2 separate regions of the Homo sapiens genome follow, and region 2 is linked to region 1. A link is a loop called in an ENCODE intact Hi-C map of the cell type or tissue named here. Cell type or tissue: B cell. All regions are shown on one strand.

Evidence for each region. A loop is a pair of places that touch in the nucleus more often than their neighbours do. Peaks named below come from ENCODE experiments on the same cell type or tissue, not always from the same donor. Only the 100,000 strongest peaks of a DNase experiment are listed, where the experiment ranks them.
Region 2: a loop joins it to region 1, with 5 times the contacts of the local background. A loop is called at or near these places in 21 of 110 quality-filtered maps.

Annotation. Positions count from the first base shown.
Region 1 is chr7:117,746,469-117,754,468 of GRCh38, forward strand. All of the region lies in intron 12 of CTTNBP2 (cortactin binding protein 2), which reads right to left. Among named protein-coding and RNA genes, the nearest start is that of CFTR-AS2, 100 kb to the left of the region's middle. In B cell, a CTCF peak has its summit at 4,307 (motif pointing right); no DNase peak of the experiment used is centred here.
Region 2 is chr7:118,192,378-118,200,377 of GRCh38, forward strand. It overlaps LSM8 (LSM8 homolog, U6 small nuclear RNA associated), which reads left to right. Exons shown (of 4, transcript NM_016200.5): 4 at 1-8,000. Among named protein-coding and RNA genes, the nearest start is that of LSM8, 12 kb to the left of the region's middle. RefSeq lists an enhancer at 3,651-3,710. In B cell, CTCF peaks have their summits at 2,437, 3,692 (motif pointing left) and 3,892; a DNase peak (open chromatin) is centred at 3,684; H3K27ac peaks cover 307 bases.

The DNA.
Region 1 (8,000 bases):
TATTTAGCTTGTTCGTGGTTAAAACAGTAATGCATTTCATTATGGAAATTTTGGTATATATAAAGAAGAATAAAAAATTACTGAGTGTCAGCACCCACAGTCACCGTAAATATTTTTGTTTCCTTCCAGTTTTTTCTTTGCATAGTGGCTGCGTGTGTGTGTGTATGTTTAAAAGATGGGTACATGAGTGTCATCTTTTTACAGCTGTTGTATATCAGATAATGTCTTTGTGTTGACTTCTTAGGTAAAAGATGTTTTGATGAGTATAAAACTCAGATCAACTTTATATATTATTCCATTCTGGAATTCAGTGTTTTAAAGAAATCTAGGTAGAGATGGATTACTTTCGCTTTGTCAAAAAGAAAATCTCCTGCCTGTATGCTTATATATATTTTTTAAACTTTATCCTCGTGTATAAGGATACCTCGCCTGAGAACATGGAGTTTCAGCATGCACTTGGATGGAAAGGCAATTATCATCTACACAGGGCAAAGGCAGCGATGTCTTGAGAAAAATATGGAGAGGAAAGTTAGCCTCCCACTTCTGTCATCCCAGGGCTGACACCCCTGCACCCTGCCCAGCACACATGCTTGGGAGAAGCTTTCTTAATGGAAAGCTGGTCTTGCAGCAAGGTCTTGCCGGAAAGGACTTGGACAGGTGAGGGTCCAACCTAACTGATACAGTTGATATTGCTCAAGTGAAGATTGAGCCACCCAGACTTAGAGAAGTTTTGAGTTTGTTCTCTCTATAATCTAGAACAGGACAATGTAAGAATGTGTGTGTGTATCTCTGTGTTGTCTCTCTCTTGTACTCTGATGAGGTTGTCCCTTTGAGATCACAGGAAAAGGCCCATCCTTTATGGTAGCTGGGATGGACTTCTGTGAAGATAGTAAAAATGCCCCAGTCCATCATTACAAGGAGGCAGATTGTGGGATATAAAAGGAAGGCTTGAAGAAAAGCTCTTAGCATAAGAGATGAACTAAACTTTTTCCTTACCCTAGGCCTTTAAGACTTGAGCTTTGGGCCGCACGTGGTGGCTCACGCCTTTAATCCCAGCACTTTGGGAGGCCAAGGTGGGCGGATCACTTGAGGTCAGGCGTTCAAGACTAGACTGGCAAATACGGTGAAACCCCATCTCCACTAAAAATACAAAAATTAGCCAGGTGTGGTGGTGGGTGCCTGTAATACCAGTTACTTGGGAGGTTGAGGCAGGAGAATCGCTTGAACCCGGGAGGTGGAGGTTGCAGTGAGCCAAGATCATGCCACTGCACCCCATCCTGGGCAACAGAGCGAAACCCTGTCTCAAGGTTAAAAAGAAAAAAGACATGAGGTTTGGCCTCTAAGGAGACTAAGGAAGGTTGGTGAGCACTTCTGGGAAGTGGAGGAAAGCCAGGCATGACCACCAGGATTCAGACCATGAGCTAAGAGGGCAGTGGTCCTTTAAGGGGCTCCTTGATGTTGGGCTTGGGACTGGGTTTTAGGCTCTGAAAGATATCATGTCTGGTAGCCTCCCGTAATATTCTCTGAGTTGGAATACTGTTCAATTATTAGTACACCTTCAATAAAAGGCTTACGGTGGAGGTGCAGGCAAGGACCAAACCTGGAGCAAGAACTTCCCCAGAGACACAGGAAAGACTACCCTAGAAAGTGCTGCTGAGGTTCTGCCTCTAAGCAGTAAGGCAATGGGGCCACAAGTCTGCAGGGATACATTATTATTAAATAATAATTATTGAAAAGTAATACGTTTTCATTTATACTTATGAGATGGGGAAGCCTGGGTGACGTACAGATTGTACTTTTCATTAAAAAATGCTGCCCAGATATGTCTAGTTATAGCCTCTTTCTCCTAATCTTAAATGGAACATGGTAAGTCCTTTTGATATGCATAGTCATAATTTTTTTGGATTAGGACATTTTTCTCCAATTTTTTGGTAATTTCTCCTCTTCTAGTTCTCTTTAACTATAATGAACACCTATAATGCTTAAGTTCTCTTTTTTCTGCGAGTATCTGTCATCTTATCTCATCATTATAGCTCTGTCTTCTTTTGCATTGAGAGAGCTCAAGTTAGTCTTGCACAACACGCAAAATATTCACGATCTCACTTCTGTTCTCTATAGTCAAGTGCAACTTTATGCCATTGCATTTTCAATTGTTCTTATAGTTCCTTACCTCATCCATCTCCTTTCTAACACTTTTCCTTGTAATCTAAGCCCAGACTCTACTATGACTTTCTTGCCCTGCTTTCATAGTCTACCACCTTGCATCCTGTAGACAACATAATTTTCCAAACTTTTTCTGTTTTTCCTAGTTGCTGTGGTCAAAATGTTTGTGTTGCTTCCCCTGGCTCCAATTCATATGTTGAAATTCTAACCCCCAAGGTGATTGTATTAGAAGTTGGGGTTGTTAGGAGGGATTAGTGCCCTTACAAATGAGGCTAAGGGGAACCCCTTGCCCCTTCCACCACTTGAGGATTGAATGAAAAGGTGCCATCTATGAACTAGGAAACAGGCCCTAACCAGACACTGAATCTGCTGGCCCCCTGATCTTGAACTTTCCACACCCTGGAACTGTGAGAAATACATTTCTGTTGTTTGTAAGCCACCCAGTCTACGATATTTTGTTTCAGCAGCCTGAATGGACTAAGACACTAGCAAATAATTTAAGGGTGTGTTCTTCCCTGAGTTTTCAGACTGAAAACTGTTCTGCAGTATTCTTCCAGAGGTATATGGTTAATTTGTTATTATTCGTTTATGTACTATGAAACCAGAGGAAGAATTTTGCAGGAAACCAGGATGTGTGGACCACCACTGGCTTCACTGGCTGTCCACAAATTGGGTGGCTGAATCTCCTTCTTGGGTCAGTGGGTGGATGAAAACTTGGTGTCTGCAGTTGCTGATTAAACTCCTGGGTCTAGCAATGGCTGCAATGGAATGAACTCCTACTGTCCAACACAGCAGACAATGTATGAAGATAAACCACAGTCCCAGGAAGCACCACAGCCCAGCAGCTCCTGTCTCCATCCCTGCTGAGTGCTTAAAGAGAATCCACCACCTGGGATGTAGCACAGTCTCACTAATCCCCACCAACTTTTTGTCCAGGTATTTCTAGGACCCGCAGTCTTCAGATGGATGTGGAAAGGACTCCTGGGAGTGGAGAAGAATATCATAGTGCTGCAAAAAGCAGAGACTATGCAGTAAAGGATAAATGCCCAATTTTCTAAGTGGTATAAATCTTTTTTTATTTTTTTTTTAATCACCAGGAAGATGGTAGAGGAAGGATGATAATATTTCCTACCTAATTTCAGGTAGGCCTCACATAAATGGGCCTAATACTCTATTAGTCTTAATGATAGTAGAAGATGCTTCCAGATTCTTGCCAAAGAGAGATTTCAGTTCTATTTTTCTGTGACTGAGGTTTTGTCAGTTTTCAAAAGTACTTCAGTGGGAAATTGTCTATTAGGTACGCAATTTGCTAGCCAGGTGCAATTTTAAACCGGAGCTCTTGAGCTTTCCAAATTAATCCCAAATCGCTATGATTTATTGGGTAGAATTTTTTTTCACAAGTAATGTATCATTTCATACCAGTGAAACAGGATACCAATTTTTAAGATTTACTGAAAATAAACAGGCTAAAGATTTTCAAGATTTACCCCAGAGATTTTCAACTAGCGTGGCTATTTAATCTTGTCTCACTTCTGAGAACAAGAGTGCTCTATTCATTATGGCCATCCTGTCAAACTGCCGACACTTTCTTAAGATTGATTTTGAAATCAAATAACATAAAGAGACCCAACTTCATAAAGAAGCTGTCTTTAGTTGCAACACTTCATTTGTTCTCAGACTGTAGGTTTTTAGGAAACACATGCAGGAAACATTCAATTTAAAATTTCATTGAAAAGGCCATTCACTAGATGTAAGCCCTTTGCATTTACATAGTCTAATGTCCCTCATGGGATAAAGCAGAAATATAAATAAATAACTGAATTAGGTAGGTAAAGAGAAAAACAAATGTATATACTTCCACATCATTCATACATTTTAATGCATGCATTTCATTCGTAGGTTTCTCTCCATTTCAGGTATTACCAATTTTTGGTAAATGGTATTCTGTTATCTCATCAAATGATATAGTCATGTTGGTTACCATTTAAATTCTGAACAACAACAAAAAAAAACCTTAATTACTGGGAACCTGTTACTCTATCAGAACCGGGTCGAACATGCAAAGCTTTGCTAAGACATTACATATTGTTTTGAAGTTATCATATTTCTCCAAGTAATCAAGATCTTGGGTATAATGAATATATATACTCCACGCTTCCAGCAGAGGGCTCTAAAGATAGATACGTAGGCAGATCTTTTGGGGAAAGTGGGATATAAATATTCTAATTGTATTGAAAGGAGATCTGTTCTTTGAAAAAGATCAAACACAACTTTTAAAATTACAGTCTTAATTGTAGTTACCAGAATTATCCCCTAAGTGCACATTTATAGTGTGACATTTCTGCTTATTGATAAAGGGACACTGGCCTCATTATCACAATTGGTACCAATCCCTTTTATTCTTGTGTCTTCACAGACTATTCAGGAAGCTCATCACATGTCAATTAGTGCTTTGTGAGCCAAACAGATTCTGGATTAAATGGAAACAAGTGACCTCAACAATAGACCATGCATCTCTATTTTTTTCCTCCACAATGCTTTCCTGCAGAATGGGGTTTACCAGAGGAGCTGTGATTTCCACTACTGTTGATGTGGCACCTGTAATGTGTTTGCAGAGCGGTGGCATTTTAAAGCAATAAATCCCAAGTTTTATTTGGAGTTTCACTTGTCACACATAGTGTGAGGAAAAGGAACTTCTGTCCAGAAACAGTTCTAGGCCAGCTTGTGCTGACTAAACAAAAACGAAAAATAAAAGGGCATTATGGAGCCAATAAAATTGGGACCGTTAAAATCACATGTTTTATAGCTACAAATTTCATTCCACCCATATCTGACACCTGATTTTAAATAACTAATTTACTTGTGACTTTAGAGCCACTGATGGCACAATTACGGTCTATTCATTAACATAAAATTTCCTCAAACAATATTGGTACATCCAGCATTTGGAATATAAAAAACTGGAATTCTTCACGGTAGAAAGCATTTTAATCATTTGTTGAGGTCCCTTTTAAAGAAGAGGTATAAGAGTAATAGGAATTTAAGAGAAATTACAGTTCACATACATAGCAGACTGGGTTACTAACTTCAAATATAGACAGGTCCCCATTTATTGATACAGACATAATAATTTGGGTATTACAGCTACTTCAAAAACATAAAACTATAAGATGGAACTTTTAGACATAACTGCTCCCTTGTCAGCCAGCCTCTGGAATTCATGAAGTTTTTCTGCTTTAGACCTTTTCTAGGCTGACATTTACTGCCCAGGATCCTCTTCCACTATTGCTGTGGAAGTCAAATGTTCCACTGGTAGCAGAGCTGCCTCTTCCTCATATCAGGCAACCAGCTGCTTCCCACTTTCACTAGGACCTCACCCAGGCTTGCTCCTCCCTTTCCTAAGAAAGATCAGACTAGAGCTGGCCCTCTGCTACCAGGGTTGTGGGATGTCTTAGACACATAACTATCACTTACAACCTTATTTTTATAGGAAAGTAGCAAACTTATTTTGGGAATGTACGGAGAATAACTAGGCTCTCCTAGTGATGATTCTCAGTGACTGGCATGGCACATATTGAAGTGAATGAAAAACAGGTAGAAGAAACTCAAGGATCCCATCCTGGACATTCAGAGTCTTAATTTTAAAGAAGCACTCAGATCAAGATGACCGAACTCCAGCATTTTTTCTAATATCATAATTACTCATAGTCACTGAATTATTAAAACACGAGGTTTCAAATAACCTAACAAAAATTGCAACTGGCTAAATGTTTAAGTTAATGCAAAAAATTCAACAATTACAATAAATTACTAGTGATTCAAAACTCAATTGGGTTGAATATTTCCCCTATTAAATCAAGGGTGGAGATTTAAAATGTACTTGTATTATTTTTAACAATAAAAGTATTTAAAAATAACATCATTTTAAAAAACAGAAACAGAAACAGAATCCTGATTTAAAGTCTTCACTACATGTGGTTTTCTGCATAAGGGTTTTAACACATGCATTTTATATAATATATTTGCATACATAGTAACAACTGGTACTGCAATGCTTAATCAATAGGCTAATAACCTAGGCTAATAAACTATGATTACATGCATGAGTAGGCAGAAAGGCTAGTTTCAACTCCTTGGGTCCCACTACTTAATTGCTGAAGACGCTGGGTAAATTACTTTGAGTCTTTGTTTATTTACCTGTAAAATCTAACTTGTATGGAGTATCTATCTCATAGAAAGATTAAATGAGATTATCCATATATTTAGAATAGAGGTTGGTGTATAATAAATGCTCAATAAAAGGTTAGCTATTCAAAAGCAACTGTCATCAGAGTGAACAGACAACCTACAGAACAGGAGAACATTTTTGCAATCTATCCATCTGACAAAGGTCTCATACCCAGAGTCTACAAGGAATTTAAACAAATTTACAAGAAAACAAACAAACCCATTAAAAAGTGGGCAAAGGACATGAGTAGACAATTCTCAAAAGGACATTCATGTGGCCAACACATGAAAAAAAGCTCAACATCACTGATCATTAGAGAAATGCAAATCAAAACCACAATGAGATACCATCTCACGCCAGTCAGAATGGTATTATTAAAAAGTCCAGAGACAACAGATGCTGGCAAGGTTGTGGAGAAAAAGGAACACTTTTACACTGTAGGTGGAAGTGTAAATTAATCCAACCACTGTGGAAGACAGTGTGGCGACTCCTCATTTCTTTCTAGAGGCAGAAATATCATTTGACCCAGCAATCCCATTACTGCGTATACACCCAAAGGAATATAAATCATTCTATTACAAAGATACATGCATACGTATGTTTGCTGCAAGACTACGGATGATAGCAATGACATGGAATCAATCTAAATGCCCATCAATTATAGACTGGATAAAGAAAATGTGGTACATATACACCATGGAATACTAAGCAATGATAAAAAGGAATGAGATCGTGTTCTTTGCAGGCACATGAATGGAGCTGGAAGCCATAATCCTCTGCAAACTAATGCAGGAACAGAAAACCAAACACTCCATGTTCTCACTTATAAGTGGGAGCTGAATGATGAGAACACATGAACACATGGTGGAGGGGGTGGAACAACATACACTGGGGCCTGTCACAGTGGGGGCTGGCGGGAGGGAGAGCATCAGGAAGAATATCTAATGGATGCTGGGCTTAATATCTAGATGATGGGATGATCTGTGTAGCAAACCACCATGGCACACATTTACTTATTTAATAAACTGCACATGTACCCCAGAACGTAAAATAAAAGTTGAAGGTAAACAAAGTCAATTACTACATTTGTATATCTACTGTACAGATTTCCAACAATTCAACACACATCAATGTGCCTGTAGTTATTTGTGGAACTGGGAAGCTATGCCATTCTCTGGCTCAAATTCCCTCAGTGGCTTCCTATCCACTTGGAGTAAAATTCAAAGTTTTTGCCATATTCCTGCATGATCTAGTTTCTGATCATTTCCCAGACTTCACTGTCAACCTAGACACATTTGTGTCTGCGGTTCCCTGTACCTCAAACACCCTCCACAAGGCGACTCTCTTCATTTCATTTGTTTTTCAGTCCAAATGTCATTACAGTAAGATCTTTCCTGATAACTCCATCTAAAAATAGTGCTTTCTGCCTCCCCGTCCACCCACTCTTTATCTCCTTGTCTGCTTTATTTTTCTTTACACTTGTGTTGGTGCTGGTCATCACATTACATGTGCATTTATTCATTTGATATTTTTTAAATCTGCCTTCTTTACCACTAGAAGGTAAACTGTATGAGGCCAGGCAATGTGTCTTATACATAGCTCTATCCTC
Region 2 (8,000 bases), 450 kb after region 1:
CCTGATGTTTAGGAAAATCACAGGAGGGTAAATCTTTGCTGGAGTTATCTGAATCATTGGCATTTATCCGATTCCACTGGTGGTAGTTTGCTAGTGCTTCTAAAAGTTGCTCCCTAGCACTGAGAGGTGTGGGTAGGTAAAAATGTGTTTGCTTGAGAAAAGCAAAAATGCTAACAAGGTTTTGATAGATTGGCCCAAAATTCTAACTTGAATATTAAGAATGACTAGGAATGGTAGAATTGACAGAGATGATTAGTAAAGTCTCTTGATGCCCAATTGGTTAGGTATGAAAGTAATATGAACACATTAATGTTGAATTTTACAGACAGTATATTTGAAAAAAATTGATTCCATGTAGTCTTCAATTTTTAATTTTTAAGAATTGGAGAATTTCTAATGTTAAAGTTAGTTTATAAATGTGAGTAAATAAACTCTAAGTTTGTATTGAAGTAGTGCTAGCTATTATTGTCAGCAATTTTCCATGATTCATTATCCATAAACCTGATTTCAGAAGACGTCAACTCAGTTTTTTAAATAATTGAAAGAAACAATGTAAGTAGTGTTTAGATATTCAGGCTAGTCCATAAAATTTCTGATCAACTCATGTATAGGCCCAAGTGTGTGTCTTTGTGATGAGAAGAACATAGAAAAATATTTACATCCTTGTAATTGAAACAAATTTAAATAGTTTATTTGTTTTGTTTTTATGAAAGTGCTTAAAAATAGTAGTTGGCAAGCTTTTTCTATGAAGATCCAGATAGTCTTTTAGGCTTTGAAGGCCATGTGGTCTGTCACAGCTACTCACCTCTGCTATTGTGGCCTACAAATAACCATAGATAATACATAAATGAATAGTGGCTGTCTTCCAGTAAAACTTCATTTATAAAAATGGAGGTGGGGGTTGGATTGGGCTTGAAGGCATAGTTGCTGACCCTTGGCTTAATACAAGTTCAATAAGAAAAAATGAACAATTTGTATAAATTCTGGAATAGATCCTTATAGAGAGTTTAGAGGTGGGTTTCATTCATATTTTAAAATATTTTAAACTTCATACTTATTAAACATAATAGCTTTTTGGGGGAGGAAAATATCTTCACTCAAATCAGCCTTATAAGGGGAGAAGCACTATTCTCTAGAATTATTTGGTTGATGTTAAGGGCTGTCTCTGGGAGAATTAGAGAAGTTAGCTAGTATTGGCTATTCATAAGTACTTGACTTGTAGTATAATGTTTTATAATCAATTTATTAATAAAATGATGGAAAGTGGGTAAGGCAAACAGGCAAATTTAGGGACTGTGAATGAAATATTGTAGTATATGGCATTTTGAATTGGTAAAGTAATTCCAAAAATTAAATAAGAATACACATTGTTCAGTTGCTAAGAAAAATGCATTCTAACAGTACAAATGAAGTCCAGAGTCAGATCTTTTCTCAAAATACTTGGCATATCAACACATTACACATAAACAAATAAAAACCAGTCCTGTCCCTCATGATAATGGGTTTCTAATGTGATGTATTCTTGCAATCTGAAACACCTTATAAAGCTGTATTTTCCTGATTGATGTTGGAAAAAGCATTCCCAAAATGTGAATTATTGTTTTTATGAATAGTTACAGAGGATGTGATGACAATATGCCAGATAATCTATGTAATTCTTTATTCCTGGATACAAGCACATGGTGGACTGTTTTCTCACAACCGATTAAAATTGGATTTATTTTTGCATGAGAATTGTAAGGGAGCCACAACCATGAGTAGTAACATAATTAATATACAGTGTCAATATTTTATATTTAATGAGACATTTATTCTATAATCAGTTCTTATTTATAAAGAGGCGCAAATCAATTTCAACCTGTAATTACCTCTGTGCTTTGTGACTCAGGCACAATCTAAACCCAGCTTAATGAATCAAAGAGATGTTTCTTGGCAAGATATTTTCATTAAAGTTATTTGGAAAGGGCAATTAACTGCAAAAGGGACTTTTTTTTTTTTAACTGACAAGATACTATCTAAACTAATAGTTTAAAATAACATTGCTTTTATGTCAAAGCACTTTGGTAACTTGGCCTCACATGCTGACAGTTTTGGCTAAATATTACAAATCTTGATCCCAGAAGAGCAAGAGAGAAAGTTTTACTAATATTTGCTTAAACATCCTGTTTAACAACTTTATAACATCCTTCGGAATTTTTAAGGTAATAATGTGAGATATAAGTATGATAAAAACAACTTTTAAATGGTATTTAATGCAAATACAGAATAACGATGTCAACATTTTCCTCAGCCGTGTAACCTGAGATTCATCATGGGAATGAGAAAGTAAAGGCCCTTTGTAATGGCATGTGAACCAGACAATTTAGTAGCCAGGGTTGTAAGGCAACTCTTAACTGACAATATAGTTAGTATATTCTGGGCCTTCATCTTCAAAATTAGTAGGTAGTATTTATTGAGTGCATATCATGTGCCAGGCCTGGTGCTGAGTGCTTACAATGATCATTTTATATATGGGAAAATTGAGGCTCAGCAGGGTCAAGTGACTTGTAAGAGGTAGCACTAGTAAGTAACAGTGCTCAAATTCAACTAGGTCTTTCAGCTTTTTATACAATACTGCCTGTTATCAGAAAGTATAGTCTTAAAATCTGCTATCAAGCATCTATCAGAAGCCTGATGAGAAATATTCAGATGATCTAACGCAGTTCCCAAACCTGCATTGTGGGCCGTTTTCATTACAATTACCTAAGGTGCTTTAAAAATTTTCTTGGGCCCTACTCGTTGTGGTTCAGCAGCTGTGTAATGGAGCAAAAAGGAATAGTCACTAAACAGCGAAGGAAAGTGGTGGAATTATTAAAAGACCTAGCACTTACCTGCTGGGATGAGTCTCTAACCCCACAGAATTGATTTCAAACACAGGATCTTATTCAAGATAAGGATAATAACAGCTATCTTCTTGGGTTGTAAAAAGTAGCATTAGACTGCATTTTAAACATTTGGTATGATTTTGAGGACATAACCGTAAACAGCTATTTAATACTATTCCAGGTAGTCAAAGGCCAATGTATAAAAGTTAAAAATATAGGTCTTGTCAGCTTTTTAAGCGTCTGTCCCACTGACTACCATATCTCTACAAGAGAATAGATGAGGAATTGAGGTTATGTGGGAAGTACGTGTAAGTTTACAGTATTAAGAAATGTACAATAAAATTTGTTTCTATGTCAGCGAATATTCTTGACTCAAGGAGTTTGAAAGTGTAAACTCAAAGGTCTTTCACATGTAAAGAGGAACCTCTCCATTCTGTACTTGTATAGTCATTACCTCATATAGATTTAATTTTATTAAATTAAATTTTACTTATTTTGGGTTTAAAAAAACTTGGGCTGTGAATCTCAGTTTTAAGTCATGGGCAAATTTGATAAAAATTCCTTTCTGTCTACATGTAATACTGAAAAAAATGTTGATAAGGTAAAGCTATCTCCATTTAGATTGATACCCATTAAATAGCATAGTGCTCCCATTAAACTAGCGACAAATTCATTTAATTGTGAGATATCTAGTACTTATGCTCCATCCTGTTTATAGGGATTATTGATGTGAGATTTGGTCAGATGCTTTGATGTGATCTTCATTCCTCTGTATAGTGGGAAACCATGAGACGTGCTTAGTCTTCATAAATCGATGCTGCCTCCTAGTGGCCATTGCTTTCTTTTCTACCTGTCCACAAACTTCAAAAAAATAGATTTTGGAATTTTGTCAGGGACACTTATCAAGCCATTAATACATGCCAGGCAGTATGCTCAAAGCTGTGGATAGGCCAGGGAACAGTATTCTTGTGCTTGTGAAGCTTCTATCTGTCTGTATCTACCTCAACCAAATCATCTTGACTCAGATTTACTGTCGAAGGTCGTGTTATTTCATCAGATTCTTTCAGTATTCTGGGATATAATTTATGGGTTCTGGATTCATTCAAAACAACTAGAAACAGTCTTTTTAAAATAAATATAATTCAAGTCAATTATTTTCCCCATCTATTTTTTTTCTTTTAAGATTGCTAAGTCTGTAGGTTGCATAATTCTAAGGATAAAGGCGAAATAGGACTTCACCAGGAGAATTTCTTTCATTAGTTAACAGTATGCCATCTCCTACTTACTGGCATCATCTGGGGAATGAAGGAGCTGAGAATTGTTCTTCCAGATACCTTTCCGACCTCTTCTTGGTTTTGGCATTAAGTTTTTTTTTAACTCAATTTTTGTGTTAGTTTTTTGTTATGCCTTTTCATTTCCTTCTTTTTTTAATGTTTCTTTTTTTTTAAGTCCTTTAATTTTTATTTATTTATTTATTTATTTATTTATTTATTTATTTATTTATTTTTGAGACACTTCTTGCTCTTTCGCCAGGCTGGAGTGCAGTGGTGCAATCTTGGCTCACTACAACCTCCGCATCCTGGGTTCAAGCGATTCCCCTGCCTTAGCCTCCCGAGTAGCTGGGACTACAGGCACGCGCCACCACACCTGGCTAATTTTTTTGTTTTAGTAGAGACGGGGTTTCACCATGTTGGCCAGGATGGTCTTGATCTCCTGACCTCGTGATCTGCCCACTTCGGCGTCCCAAAGTGCTGGAATTACAGGCATGAACCACCACGCCCAGCCTAAGTCCTTTTATTTTACAGAGTATTACTTGTTAGAAATGGCACAGATCAAGCATTGCTACAACTGGTATCAAATTCCCATCAATGTCCCTACAAGGATATGATACGCTTTCTCTCTTCTCTTTAGGGTAATGTTCAATTACACTGCATATATTTTGCTATTATGTAGGTTTTTTTTTTTTTTCCACATATACTGGCTTTACAAATGCCATATAATTAGTATGGTACCAAATTGTTATTACATTTGAAATACGTTAAAAAGAATCCAGGAGTCAGGGTGGGTGGGGAGACAACTCCAGGGACACAATACATTGTGTCTTGTATTAAAAACTAGTGTGTGTTGGGGTGGGGAACAGGCAGGAAACTAATATGTTTCTGTTTGATATATGAAAATATGCACAAGCTATCATGTTTCATCTCATATCAACAAAATGATTATAATAAATCATACTCTAGAAAACTCATTAACTGATACAAGTTGCCAGAAAATGCTGCACTATGGCTTATTTCACATTTTAAAATAAATGCCCTGAAAGTGATCACAATGATAGTTAAAAGTTAAATTTTTTATTTTAAAATTTAAATTTTTATTTTAAAAAATAGCTCTCTGAATCTGACTTGGATAAGCTTTATTTTAATTGTGATTCTGCTAATTACAGAGACACTTCAATTCACACTCATAGGAGGTATGATTTTTAAAAGGAAATTGTTGATTAGGGTCTTGGGCTAGTCCAGTGTAGCATGGCAGTGAAAGGCACAGACTCTGGAGTCATACTTAGTTTGCAGAGCTTAGCATATTAATCTTACCATGTCTTAGTTGCTATGAAAATGAGTACCTGCTTCCTTGTACTGTCAAGATTAAGATAAGCAGTTAGCACTCCCTAGAACATACTAATTTGTCAATATTAATGATAGCTAACAATTATCCTGATATTGAATGATGGACTCCAAATTATTTATTGTGGCCTAGGAAAAGTACTAAGAAGTAATTGATAGCATTCCCTGATAATTTTGGTGAAAAGAAAAACTATGAAAATTCTGGACAGGACTGGAAATTTATTGTAAATGAAAGTATGCTTCCCTGGTGCAAAGGTAATGTGATGTTTTTAATCACATATTTTAAAATTAAAAATTTGATCAAATTTTTAAAAGTAACACGAGGCAGAGAAAGTACAGAAAGGAGCAACCAGAGTCAAAGTGATTAAGTTATAAAAAGGTTAGATTTCTTTGGTGTGAAAAGATAAATGAGAAATGAGAATATGCCAGAGATCTGAAATGAAGAATGGATAAGAGCTTGCATATTTAATTTTGTATATTAAAACCAAATATTCTATGAAGATTGGAAGGATAATTTTAGGTCAAATGAAATTCTACATTAAAGAAAGAAGAATAAACCTTAACAACTCATTAGTAATCCTTCATTTCCTGAGTATTTACTGCATGACAGTAACAGAGATGACATGCCCGGTAAACTGGTGTTTGAAGGCAATATATAAAAGCTTCCCATGCATGGCAAAGATGCATTTTCCTCTATGCATAGCAATATGGGAGAGATTGGAGGAGAATCTTCATGGAAATGGATGACTTGTGCTTGACCCTAAGGATAGTAAGGATTTCCATAGATGGTTAGGAAAACTTCAAATTGGCAGACAGGAAGGCAAGAAGGAGTAAGATGTGGTTGAGTAATAAGGAGTAGACTGACCTCTCTGTACAGTAAAGGCTCAAATCCTTTTTATTGCAAAGAAAGGACCTGTCCTTCACCAGTTCCTGGAAGAAAATCTCTTGAGTCCTTGGGATGTCTTACCTGTTAAGAGTGCTTTTGTATGCCTGAGACCATAGGCCTTGCTGTTACAGTTTAAGCTCTGGGAAACGAGATTCAGGAGCTAAGGTCAGTTATGAGGGAACTGAATATTTATGTGACTGAACCCTCATAAAAACCCTGAACACCAAGGCTCAAGAGAGCTTATTAGCAATACTTTGCATGTGTTGGTAAACACCGTTGCTGAACTAGGTGCTGTCTGTGCAGCTCCACTGGGAGAGGACATCTTGAAGTTTGTGCCTGGTTTCTCCTGATTTTCACCCTGCACACCTTTTCCATTTACTGATTTTAATCTATATCCTCTCACTATAATCTGCAACTGGGAGCATAGCAGCTTTTCTGAGTCCTATGATTCCAAGTGTATCAATGAACCTCAGTATGATCTTGGGGACCCCCAACTCACTATCTAAATAAAATTTTCATTGAAAATTAGTGAGAAGGGAAGAGATGGCCTTCAATACTAGTGCAAAGTTAATACTTTATTCTTAGAGCAGCAAGTTGATTTTAGGGGATTAAAAATCTAAGACGTTTAAGGGAACATGAATTTGGATGCATTGAACAGAATTGGTAACCTGAAGGAGAAACTGGAGGCAAATTGTTTCAAGTTAGGAAGCTATTGCAGTAATTAAACTGAGCTGACACATTTTCATGTCAGATTTTCAGATATGATAAAGGCTGGAAGTACAGAGTTTCAAAAGATGTACATAAATTTATGGAAAGGAAATTTTGGAATGGTGATTCTAACCTTTAAGGTTGGTGCCATGGAAGGAAAACAAGTAACTTTGCAACAATCTGTTCAACAATGAGAGTTACCAAATGCCAGACACTGCTAAGTGCTGGGAACTTAGATGTAACCAAAGACTTAAAAGATACTAGTCTTTAAGACAGGCTTTGAGAAATTCAAGTGTAGGGTAAGGCCACCTCCCCAGCAAGTAAATACTGACATGGTGAAGATATGTATTGGGTGATATGAGAGCCCATAGGAGAGACATCTAAAGTTTAATAGCAACACTAGGCTGGACTGAGTGGTGAATACGTTGATATAGCAATTTAATAAATGTGTTATTGTCAATGTAGGCATTTTGCTCATAGCTTAGGGCAAGTGATAAAAAACAGAGCTTAACAAAGGACTGGATGTTTTAGTTTGACAGCAGTGTCTAAATTACAGATTAGAGAACTAATGACTAGCCATACCGAAGACATTTATCTGGAAATGCCTTCCCTAAGTGCCAACAGAGAATGAAAATATAGTCAATAGCTTTAAGTGACCCCATGCATCTTAATGCCTTTCAAGCAACATGTTTTTCTGACTTCCAAATATAAACAACCTAAGCATTGTGCAGTAGCCATGAGGGACTAGGTATCCAAGTGCACATTATATTGGCTTTGTAGAGCCATTGGAGGGAGTAATAGTTTCAGAGTCATGAAACAAATCATAAGTAGCTGCTCTGGTGCTCTCTAGAGGCAGAACTTGCTGAATTTGAAGACTATTAATGATGCAGCTCTCACTGGTACAAGTGAAAAACCTCTCAG